Regions from separate parts of the Homo sapiens genome. Here region 1 is linked to region 2. A link is an interaction called in ENCODE POLR2A ChIA-PET data of the cell type or tissue named here. Cell type or tissue: HepG2. All regions are shown on one strand. Links, peaks and the distances in the headings refer to the core of each region. The heading gives the core; the rest is flanking DNA. Region 1 overlaps GLDC (glycine decarboxylase). Region 2 has its middle 37 kb from the start of TPD52L3.

Region 1 (5,378 bases), core at 286-5,285, 160 kb after region 2:
CAGAAGAGAAGGAAGAAAAAGGCCACAGTAAGGAAAAGAAAATAATATTCACACATACAAACATGCTCTGCATTAATCTTACATAGAGGGATAGTGACCCGCATCCATAAAAGGTGGTCTTCCAGCCCCTCAACCTGCCATCCTGGGATACTGTAATGATCCAGGGATGTTGCCACCAGCCCTACTCTCAGGGGCTGCTGCTCTCTGAACACAGTTTTCCTTATTTATTTATTGAGTTGGAGTCTCACTCTCTCATCCAGGCTGGAGTATAGTGGTGTGATCTCGGCTCACTGCAACCTCTGCCTCCCAGGTTCAAGCAATTCTCCTGCCTCAGCCTCCCAAGTAGCTGGGATTACAGGTGCCCATCACCACACCCAGCTAATTTTTGTATTTTTAGTAGAGATAGGATTTCACCATGTTGGCCAGGCTGGTCTGAAACTCCTGGCCTCAGGTGATCCGCCCACCTCAGCCTCCCAAAGTGCTGGGATTACAGGTGTGAGCCACCACACCTGGCCTTCTGAACACAATTTTCAACCTCTCAGACATTTTAATCCCTGGGATGTTCACTCCCTTCCCTATATCTTGTCTCAGATCTGGGCTCCCATGTGGTCCACTCAGTTCAGCAATCTTGCTGCCTAGTTGGTTGGGGAAGAGTGGAGGGTCAGGGAGAGACTTCTTTGACTCAGTGCTGGCAGGAGCAAGGAGCCAAGCAGATCAGAGCTCAAGGCCAAAGCGCCAGTCTGGGACTAACTGTAGGATCCCTGGCCAAAGCCAGGGAAAAGGGGGCTTTCTCTTAAAATGGTAAGACTTGCATAAAAGATGCAAGGTTAACTAAGACCAGCCTTATCCCTTAAAGGCCTAGAGTTATGGAAAGTTCCCTGAAATGTGAACAATGCAAGTTGAGAGGCAACCCTTTATCTGGATAAGGGGCATCAGGTTTCCAATGACAAAACTAGTGCCCCTCATTTAGAAAAAGGATTTAGGTGCCACTGCGGGGTGCATGAATCCATCTGAGACAAACAATTTAGAAGCTGAATCGTGAGCCCTTTTAGTGATTTGCAGGGCTCGCGACAGAACTGTTGGTCAGACGTTGGCCAGGGTTTGGGCTGTTTCCTGGAGCACGTAGGTCTCATGGGTTTTCAGATGGGGCCAGGGCTCTTGCTCTTTATCACACCAGGCTACCAGGTGAGGATTGCTCTCAGTGGCCTGTGGTGGGTCCCAGGTGGAAGTGGCTAGGGCCCAGGGCTGTGAGGATGCAGAGGGGATACCCAGTTCATAGGATGGGTGCGCATGATGGCCTCAGGCTCCCAGTCTTAAAACTGCTCCTCTCCACTCCCGCTGCTTCACTTGACTAAAAAAAACCACCTCTGCTCAAACATGCACAACATTGTGAATGTACTTAACTCATACATTGTTCCTGAGAATGGTTAAAGTGCTACATTTTGTATTATGTATATTTTTCCATGATATATATTATGTATATTTTGTATATTATGTATATTTTGTATATTATGTATATTATGTATATTTTCCATGATATATATTATGTATATGTATATATTATGTATATATGATATATATTATGTATATATACATATATTATGTATATATATACACAAATATATATTATGTATATTTTTCCATGATAAACAGAAAAATTTTAGGGGACACACTCTACACAAAGCCATTTCAGAGGCCCCATCTTCAAGCTCTGGCATTTTGTACATATCTTTAACAGAACTGCTCACAGCAGACATTGGAAATATGGGTTTCCATGGCAATGCGCCTCTTTGAGATCATTCAGTTTTTTGTTTTTTTGTTTTTTTTGAGATGGAGTCTGGCTGTGTCGCCAGGCTGGAGTGCATTGGCCGATCTCAGCTCACTGCAGCCTCGGCCTCCCAGGTTCAAGTGATTCTCCTGCCTCAGCCTCCTGAGTAGCTGGGATTACAGGCACGTGCTGCCACACTCAGCTAATTTTTATATTTTTAGTAGAGACAGGGTTTCTCTATGTTGGCCAGGCTGGTCTTGAACTCCTGACCTCAAGTGATCCACCCACCTCAGCCTCTCAAAGTACTGAGATGATAGGGGTGAGCCACTGTGCCCAGCCCACCATATTTCTTTTCTTTTTTCTTTTTTTTTTTTTTTTTGAGACAGAGTCTTGCTCTGTCACCCAGGCTGGAGTGCAGTGGAGTGATCTCGGCTCACTGCAAACTCTGCCTCCCGGGTTCAAGCGATTCTTGTGCCTCAGCCTCCTGAGTAGCTGGGATTACAGGCACACACCACCATGTCCGGCTAGTGTTTTGTATTTTTAGTAGAGACGAGGTTTCACCATGTTGGCCAGGTTGGTCTTGAACTCCTGAGTTCAGGCAATCCACGGGCCTCGGCCTCCCAAAGTGCTGGGATTACAGGCATGAATCACCACACCCGACCCATATTTCTTTTTATTTGTTGAACACATACTACTTGGAAGGCCCCGGCTCAGCACTGAGAATCCAACAATGGGTAAAATACGGTCTCTGCTAGAGAGACCAAAACAAAGAGACAAAAACTGAGTGAACATTAAAAAATTAATTGTGGGCCGGGCGCGGTGGCTCATGCCTGTAATCCCAGCATTTTGGGAGGCCGAGGCGGGCGAATCACGAGGTCAGGAGATCGAGACCATCCTGGCTAACATGGTGAAACCCGCCTTTACTAAAAATACAAAAAATTAGCCAGGCGTGGTGGTGGGCGCCTGTAGTCCCAGCAACTCAGGAGGCTGAGGCAGGAGAATGGTGTGAACCCGGCAGGTGGAGCTTGCAGTGAGCCGAGATCGTGCCACTGCACTCCAGCCTGGGCAAAAGAGCAAGACTCTGTTAAAAAAAAAAAAAAAAAAATTACCAGTTGTGCCCAGGGTACAGGAGGAAACAAACCAAGGGGCAAGATAGAAGATAACAGAGAAAGCCTATTTCATGGGGATATGAAGAAGGTATTTTTGAAATGATGAAATACAGAAAATGGCTAGGATGAAATACAGAGAATGACTAGTAAAGCAAGGTGACTGGGGACAGGGCTTCAAGGGGCAGTGCCTTTCAGGATAAGATCCGGGGCAGGGAAAGACTGGCACAAGTGTTAGGTAACACATGAGCAATTAATAGTGAAGGACAAGTGATTCACTTGACTCTTAATCGCCTATGTTTGGCTCTGCTATGTTCTGGGGGCAAGTAATGGATAATAGCCATGGAAACAACCTTGGCACTCAACTACAAACACTGTGTAAAGTAAGTAGAAAAGAATTGCTGTTTGCTTCCATTATTTACTGTCATACACTTGTCCTTCCTAGGAAGGGGCCGTCCCAGGGCCTGATGGCTAGCTTGCACTAAGCAGGGTTTCCAACTCAGGAAGGGCAGAGTCCCCAGGTCTGCAGTTGCCATGGCAGCAGGGTATCCTGTTTTGGCTGATAGGTACTGGAGCCAGTAAGGCTGGGTCCAAATTCTGCCCCTCCCTCTTACTGGCTGGTAGTGGGACTTTAGGCATCTCTTCATACCCTTCCCCACATGTGTAAGAGTGGAACATTGTGAGGGTCAAATGAGGTAGTATTTCAAACACTTAAAAGAATACCAAGCTGGGCATGGTGACTCACGCCTGTAATCCCAGCACTTTGAGAGGCTGAGGTCAGGAGTTGGAGGCCTGAGGTTAGGAGTTCGAGACCAGCCTGGCCAACATGGCAAAACCCCGTATCTACTAAAAGTACACAAATTAGCTGGGCCTCGTGGTGGGCACCTGTAATCCCAGCTACTCAGGAGACTGAGGCAGGAGAATCACTTGAACCTGGGAGGTAGAGGTTGCAGTGAGCCGAGATTGCACCAATGCACTCCAGCCTGGGTGACAAGAATGAGACTCTGTCTCAAAAAAAAAAAAAAAAAAAAAAAAAATTGCCTGATACCTGAGATGCACTATTTAATAGATATCATTTAATTATTGTGTAAAAAAGGAACCGTGAATCCCATCACTTCTGTACTGCTTTGTTAGGCTAAAGTAAATTGTTGTATAAACTTTTTAAATATAAAAATAAGTGGAATACTTGCAGATAATTCAATAGAGCACCCAGATCACTAGCATTAAAGCCTAGGGATACTAAGTAATGTTGGAGGAAGCAGCCATGCAAGAAACCAAGTAGTCATGATTAGAGCATTTGCTACTTCTAAGGCAAAGTCATTTGTGGCAGGCATGCTAGTTGCCAACCTAAAACCCATTCTCCCCACCTTTTTAAAAATTAACATACTCCTGATTTTGTTTGGGGCAGTCACATGCCCAGGTAACAGACTTCCCCACACTTTCTTGTAGCTGGGAGTGAGATTTGAACCAATTTTGGCCAGCTGCAGCAGTTACTGAGTGGAACATATTCGAAAACATTTCAAAAGAAGCAGATTTGGGTGGAAGCTGCCTTTTGCTCTTCTTTTTTTTTTTTTTTTGAGACAAGGTCTCACTCTGTTGCCCAGGCTGGAGTGCAGTGGTGCAATCTCAGCTCACTGCAACCTCTGCCTCCCAGGTTCAAGCAATTCTCCCACCTCAGCCTCCCAAGTAGCTGGGACTACAGGTATGCACCACCATGCCCGGCTAATTTTTTGTATTTTTAGTAGAGATGGGGTTTCACCATGTTGGCCAGGCTGGTCTCCAACTCCTGACCTCAGGTGATCCTCCCGCCTCAGCCTCCCAAAGTGCTGGGATTACAGGCATGAGCCACCGCGCCTGGCCTTTGCTCTTCCCTTTTAATCCTAACTAGAATGGGTATGTCAGACGCCTGGAAATGCAACAGCCTTCTTGAGACCATGCGGATGAAAATTTTATGCAAAGGAGGGCAGAGCGGGAAAACTGAAGGAGCACCAGTGCTTGGCTTATTACCTCTGGACTTAAATGAGAAAAGATAAATTGCTATTTGATTGACCTTCCATAGCTGGAGTACAGTTACATGCACTCTAACTCAGTTCCAACAAAAAGGGTCAAAGTGGTTTTCACTGTTGACCAAGACAACTGTTTCTTCAGCCAGTCGAAGGCAAAACTGATGATGTAACAATGGCTATTGGGTTGGGTGTTCTCATTGCCCTTCAGCTCCCACTGAATCTAGGTTGTAACGGTGGTAAAACTATAAAGTACACCAAGAGAAAGGCATTCTTCCGATCAAGATGCTTTTATTAGAATACTAATAAATGCAGATTAAAAAAAAAAAAACCTCACACAGAAAAAGAGGAGAACACTCAGAAATGTGATTACAGATTAGGCATATTAGAGGAAAAAGAGTTCTTCAGGGTATACAAAATGTAAACATTTGCCCTGGGATTTCCCACAGATGGCACAGTCCACATGGACTCTTTTGGAACAAAAAAATGTCTATTAAGTCT
Region 2 (5,378 bases), core at 264-5,263:
AAGCAGTCGGGTGTGGTGGAGGCAGCTTGTGAGGCGAGCAAATATCATCTTGTTAGGCACCTGCTTTAGGTGAGATTCTTGCATAGTCTCTAGGCAGGGGGAAGCAGTTATCCTTTAGCAAAGGGGAGCAGATGGATTGCATTGGCCCAGAAACTTCAGGTGAATTTTCAGTTCAGGATTCTTAGGTTTATTCATTCAGATAGCCTTATCCCAAGTCTGTGTGCCCTCTTCACCATCTGGGACCAGACTATAATATAGTATATTCATTGAAGCTGCAAATTTAATTTCCTTTACATCTCTACTGTCCTTATAATTAGAATCTGGATCTGATTTTCTATTTGTTCTACCCTGAGGCCCTACTGCTATTGAGACCTCTGGTTTTTAGAGGATCCCTTAAGTTCACAATTAGCTTTCCTGAGCCTACCATTCTCTTTTTATAAGACTGGCACTGACACCAAAATTAGCCACCCATACAGCCTTACAATTTTCCACATGCTGATCTCCCAATGCCTCTCCTTCTGCTTTGTATCTCCTCCCAATAAACCACAAGCAAAAGCTGCATAAATTGTGATCCCACTGCAAGAGGTTATTATGGCTCCACTTGCCACTAGCAATGGGGTCTCCATTGCCTTTAGTCAATAGGCAATTGAAATTCCATCCTGAGAGTTTGCTTTTTTGGGCAAACACTAGAATTCATTTGCTTAGCCTTAGTTCCCTAAAAAAAAAAAAAACAAAGCCTGAGGGAAAGCTTTTATGCTAATATTTTATTAGAGGGTGCAGGGAAGAAAGAGTGAGGGAAAAAGAGGAATAGCGCTGAGCGTGGCAGCTCATGCCTGTAATACCAGCACTTTGGGAGGCCAAGGCAGGAGGATCACTTGAGCCCAGCTTGGCAACAGAGTGAGACCCTGTCTATATAGAAAATTTAAAAATTGGCCAGGCGCAGTGGCTCATGCCTGTAATCCCAGCACTTTGGGAGGCCGAGGCAGGCAGATCACAATGTCAGGAGTTTCGAGACCAGCCTGGCCAACATAGTGAAACCCTGTCTCTACTAAAAATACAAAAAATTAGCTGGGCATGGTGGTGAGTGCCTGTAATCCCAGCTACTCGGAAGGCTGAGGCAGGAGAATCACTTGAACCCAAGAGGGAGAGGTTGAAGTGAGCAGAGATCACACTACTGCACTCCAGCCTGGGTGACAGTGCGAGACACCGTCTCAAAAAAAAAAAATTAGCTGGATATGGTAGCATGCACCTGTGGTCCTAGGTACTCAGGAGACTGAGGTGAGAGGATTGCCTGAGCCCATAAGTTTGAGGCTGCAGTGAGCTGTGCTCATGCCACTATGCTCCAGCCTAGGTGACAGACAGAGATGCCGTCTTTAAAAAAAAAAAAAAAAAAAAAAAAAAAAGGCTGGGTGTGATGGCTCACACCTGTAATCCCCACACTTTGGGAGGCTGAGGTGGGTGGATCACTTGAGGCCAGGAGTTTTAGACCAGCCTGCCCAACATGATGAGACCCTGTCTCTACTAAAAATACAAAAACTAGCTGGGCATGGTGGTGCATACCTGTAGTCCCAGCTGCTCGGGAGGCTGAGGCAGGATAATCACTTGATCCCAGGAGATAGAGGTTGCAGTGAGCTGAGATCCCACCACTGCACTCCAGCCTGGGCAACAGAGCAAGACTCTGTCTCAAAAAAAATAAAAATAAAAAATAGGCCAGGCATGGTGGCTCACGCCTGTAATCCCAGCACTTTGGGAGGCTGAGGCAGGTGGATCACCTAAGATCAGAGGTTCAAGACCAGCCTGGTCAACATGGTGAAACCCTGTCTCTACTAAAAATACAGAAATTAGCTGGGCGCAGTGGCAGTCACCTCCCAGCTACTTGGGAGGCTAAGGCAGGAGAATCACCTGAACCTGGGAGACAGGGGTTGCAGTGAGCACAGATCGTGCCACTGCACTCCAGCCTGGGCGACAGAGTGAGACTCTATCTCAAAAATAAATAAATAAATTAGTTAATTAATTAAACAGTAGGGCAGGGAAGGAGAAAGGGCAAACACAAAGGAGTGTATTACTAAGCTGACCACAGCTTTACAAGGCACGCAACTAATCGCTCAGTGTCATGGGATCTTTCAAGAAAGACCACATGAGTCCTGTGTCTTGAAATCATCTGTCAGGGAGAAGAAGGTGGACAATTTATCTGCTTCTCCTTTCTGACTCCTGTCTCTTTTTAGCCAAGTTTGCCCCACAGGGCATAATGCCTCAGTACTTCCGTGTTCTCTCTGGGCATCCCTTAGTTCCAGATGGATCAGATAGGGGTCTAAAGTTCCTGCCATTAGCAGCCAAGAACCATGGAACCCATAGGGTTAGACGGATCTGTAAAGGCACATAACCTAGCACAAGTGAGGGGAAAATGACATCTCACAACTAGAGCCATACAAACTTATAAAAACTGTCAAAGAGAAACCAACCTGGACACACTAGTTAAAGAAACTAAAGTCAGATTCTACTCAGTAATTACTGCAGTAGGGAAGACAGTCCAGTGTAATCAGAGCTCAACTTCAGTCCATGTAGAAGTCACTGGTGTTTTAAACAGAGAATGAGGGAGTAAGGAGGAGAAATGAGCTGGGGCTTGAGCAGTCAGGGAAGTGAGAAATTACAAAAAGTGGGTTGGTGGGTTGGTCAATGTGATTAAGCCATGTGGGTTTGCTAACTGGTGCTTATCTAAGTTAGGCTCCTACCCTCCCACAGAGACTAGGAGATTGTTCCCCTATCTTCAGGTGTTGACTGAAATAAATTCTTTTGGCAGCCTTGAGCTTTCCCAAGTAGAAACTTAAAAGGAAGGAGAGGGCTGCAGGTCATCCCAGGATAAGACCTTGAGCTACAAACTATGCTAGGGTTTGTTCGGTTCTCTTATTGTGTGTTTGGGTGGCAGGAGGCTGTGGGGGGAGGTGGGAAGGGAGATGAATGAAATCATTTATACTGAGTGTCTGCAACTCTTATAGGCCAAGGTTGAGGCTTAGTCAAAAAGAGCCCAAGTTTGGCCAAATAGAGTCTTTGTCAGGACATCCACGAACTAAGGGCTGTATAGTGTCTGATACATATCACTATTTGGCATCAGCCAATTCTCTTGTCTAGAATATTCCATACCATCATACAATACCATAGATGCAAAAGTGAGCCTTATAAAGCTAGTACCTTTACTGCCTTTCACTCATTTATTCATTCATTCATTCATTTACTTACTTATTACTTACTAACTTTCTTTGGCCTTTTATTTCAAGCATTTTTTAACTTCTGGAGAAATGATGATTATGTTCAATGAGATATATATAAGATAGCATCAATAAACATTAGTTCTCTTTTCTGTCAAACTTCACTAAGAGATCCTCTGATAACAACTCTTTGTTTTCCCAGGTGATTCTCTCAACAAATTTCCTGTTTAGTGGAGCCCTGGATTTTCTGACTCGTGTTCATGTATTTTGTCTCACACTTCTTTGAGTAGGCTAGGGCATTTAACAGTTCCCTGCCTGATTCACAGATGGAGTCAGGCCTTCTGTGACTCCTACTTTGGCCTTCTAGAGCCACAGATACTCTCTTCAGATTTCAACTCTGCCCAGACCCCTGGGCATTCTCTTGCTAACATTCATTGACTCTAGCAGGCCAGCCCTGGCTCTTCAGGCCGACTCAGTGTCCTAGGGCCCTGGTTTGGAAAGGAAAGTTCAAAAAACCTTCACCTCAGTAAGAAAAGCATCTTCCTTTGCAGCTGGGTACCATTCCCTCAACCTTTACAAAATAGCAAGAAAACCTGATAAATATCTCCCACTCTTCTCTGCAAAGCACTGGATAGCTACACTACAATTTAGTCAAGATGGATGAAGCTGCTGAACCTCTAAAGGAGTTAGTAAATTAGCTCTGGTTTTCCACTGTCCAAAGAGAAATGGGTGTTTGTTGTTATTGTTGTTGTTATTTAGGGGATAACAGGCATTACCTCCTACTTATTACAAATTCAGGTTTTAGCATTATTGACATTAGATATGTGACTTTTAGAAAACAAACTCCTGGGCCAGGTGTGGTAGCTGACGCTTGTAATCCCAGCACTTTCAGAGGCTGAGACAAGCAGATCCCTTGAGCCCAGGAGTTTGAGACCAGTCTGGGCAACATGGTGAAACCCTGTCCTACAAAAAACAGAAAAATTAGCCAGATGTGGTGGCATGTGCCTCTAATCCCAGCTACTTGGGAGGCTGAGGTGGGAGGATCACCTGACCCTGGAAGGTGGAGGTTGCAGTGAGCCAAGATCATGCCACTGCACTTCAGGCTGGGTGACAAAGTGAGACCCCATCATAAAGAGAAAGAGAAAGATAACAGCTACTTGGGAGGCTGAGGTGGGAGGATCACCTGACCCTGGAAGGTGGAGGTTGCAGTGAGCCAAGATCATGCCACTGCACTTCAGGCTGGGTGACAAAGTGAGACCCCATCATAAAGAGAAAGAGAAAGATAAAGAGAGAAGGAAGGAAGGGAGGGAGGGAGTAAGGGAGGGAGGGAGGGAAGGAGGGAGGGAGAACCTCAGTCTACCTGCTTTAGGTTTATTTAAATTCAGTTTAATGGCAAAGTGACTTTGTGTTAAAACTAAGAGGAGCTTGCTATTCAGAAATTGTTTAATATTATAGTCAAGAATCTAAATTAGCTGAGTTACCTCCAAATTCTAATCCAACTTTGTGAAAAACCTACATGGTGTGCCTCAGAGGATATACCTCTACTGCTAAGATGCATTTAGACTTTTCAAACCTCTAGCTTCAATTGTTTTAAGAAATCTAAACATGAGATTGTCAAAATCACTATCACCAGAAAACATGGGCCAAGAGAATTCTTTTCCTGAGAGTCATTTATCTAGAAACAATAGATTGGGAATAATAGTTTGGATAAAGAAACGGAATTAGCTAGATGGGTTACTTTGTTATTGTAACCAAATGATTAGAAGACTGTGGACAAATAAGAATCATAGTATCTCATCCTTGAGTTAAACATTTTTACTAACATCTACTTAAGAAATGCCTGGTGCGCTTTTTTGCAGACATTTTGGACTTGCCCCAAATCAGAATCTGTTAGTATGGCATGTCAAGAATCTACATATTTTTAACAAAGCTCTCTAAGTGATTCTTGTGAACACTAGTTTGAGAACCAGGGTAAAAGGAGACGAGCACCCTCATACACTGCTGCTAAGAGGGCAAATCAATAAAACTCTCCTGGAAGGCAGTTTAGTAGACACTCTCAAGCAACTCTAAGTTACCCGAGTCACCAGATAAACTGACACTCTTTTCCCTCTATAAAACCCACTGCTGGCCATGGCCCATCAAGTTCTTAATGGCAATAGGCTACTCTTTCAT

The links. ChIA-PET counts read pairs that join two places held together with the same protein. Peaks named below come from ENCODE experiments on the same cell type or tissue, not always from the same donor. Only the 100,000 strongest peaks of a DNase experiment are listed, where the experiment ranks them.
Region 1: POLR2A ChIA-PET joins it to region 2 with 7 read pairs; 5 of 35 experiments call an interaction of 5 or more read pairs at or near these places.

Annotation. Positions count from the first base shown.
Region 1 is chr9:6,527,316-6,532,693 of GRCh38, forward strand. GLDC (glycine decarboxylase) reads right to left here. Exons shown (of 25, transcript NM_000170.3): 25 at 5,152-5,378. Among named protein-coding and RNA genes, the nearest start is that of GLDC, 120 kb to the right of the region's middle. In HepG2, for the core only: no CTCF peak of the experiment used is centred there; a DNase peak (open chromatin) is centred at 3,336.
Region 2 is chr9:6,362,357-6,367,734 of GRCh38, forward strand. No RefSeq gene overlaps it. Among named protein-coding and RNA genes, the nearest start is that of TPD52L3, 37 kb to the left of the region's middle. In HepG2, for the core only: no CTCF peak of the experiment used is centred there; no DNase peak of the experiment used is centred there.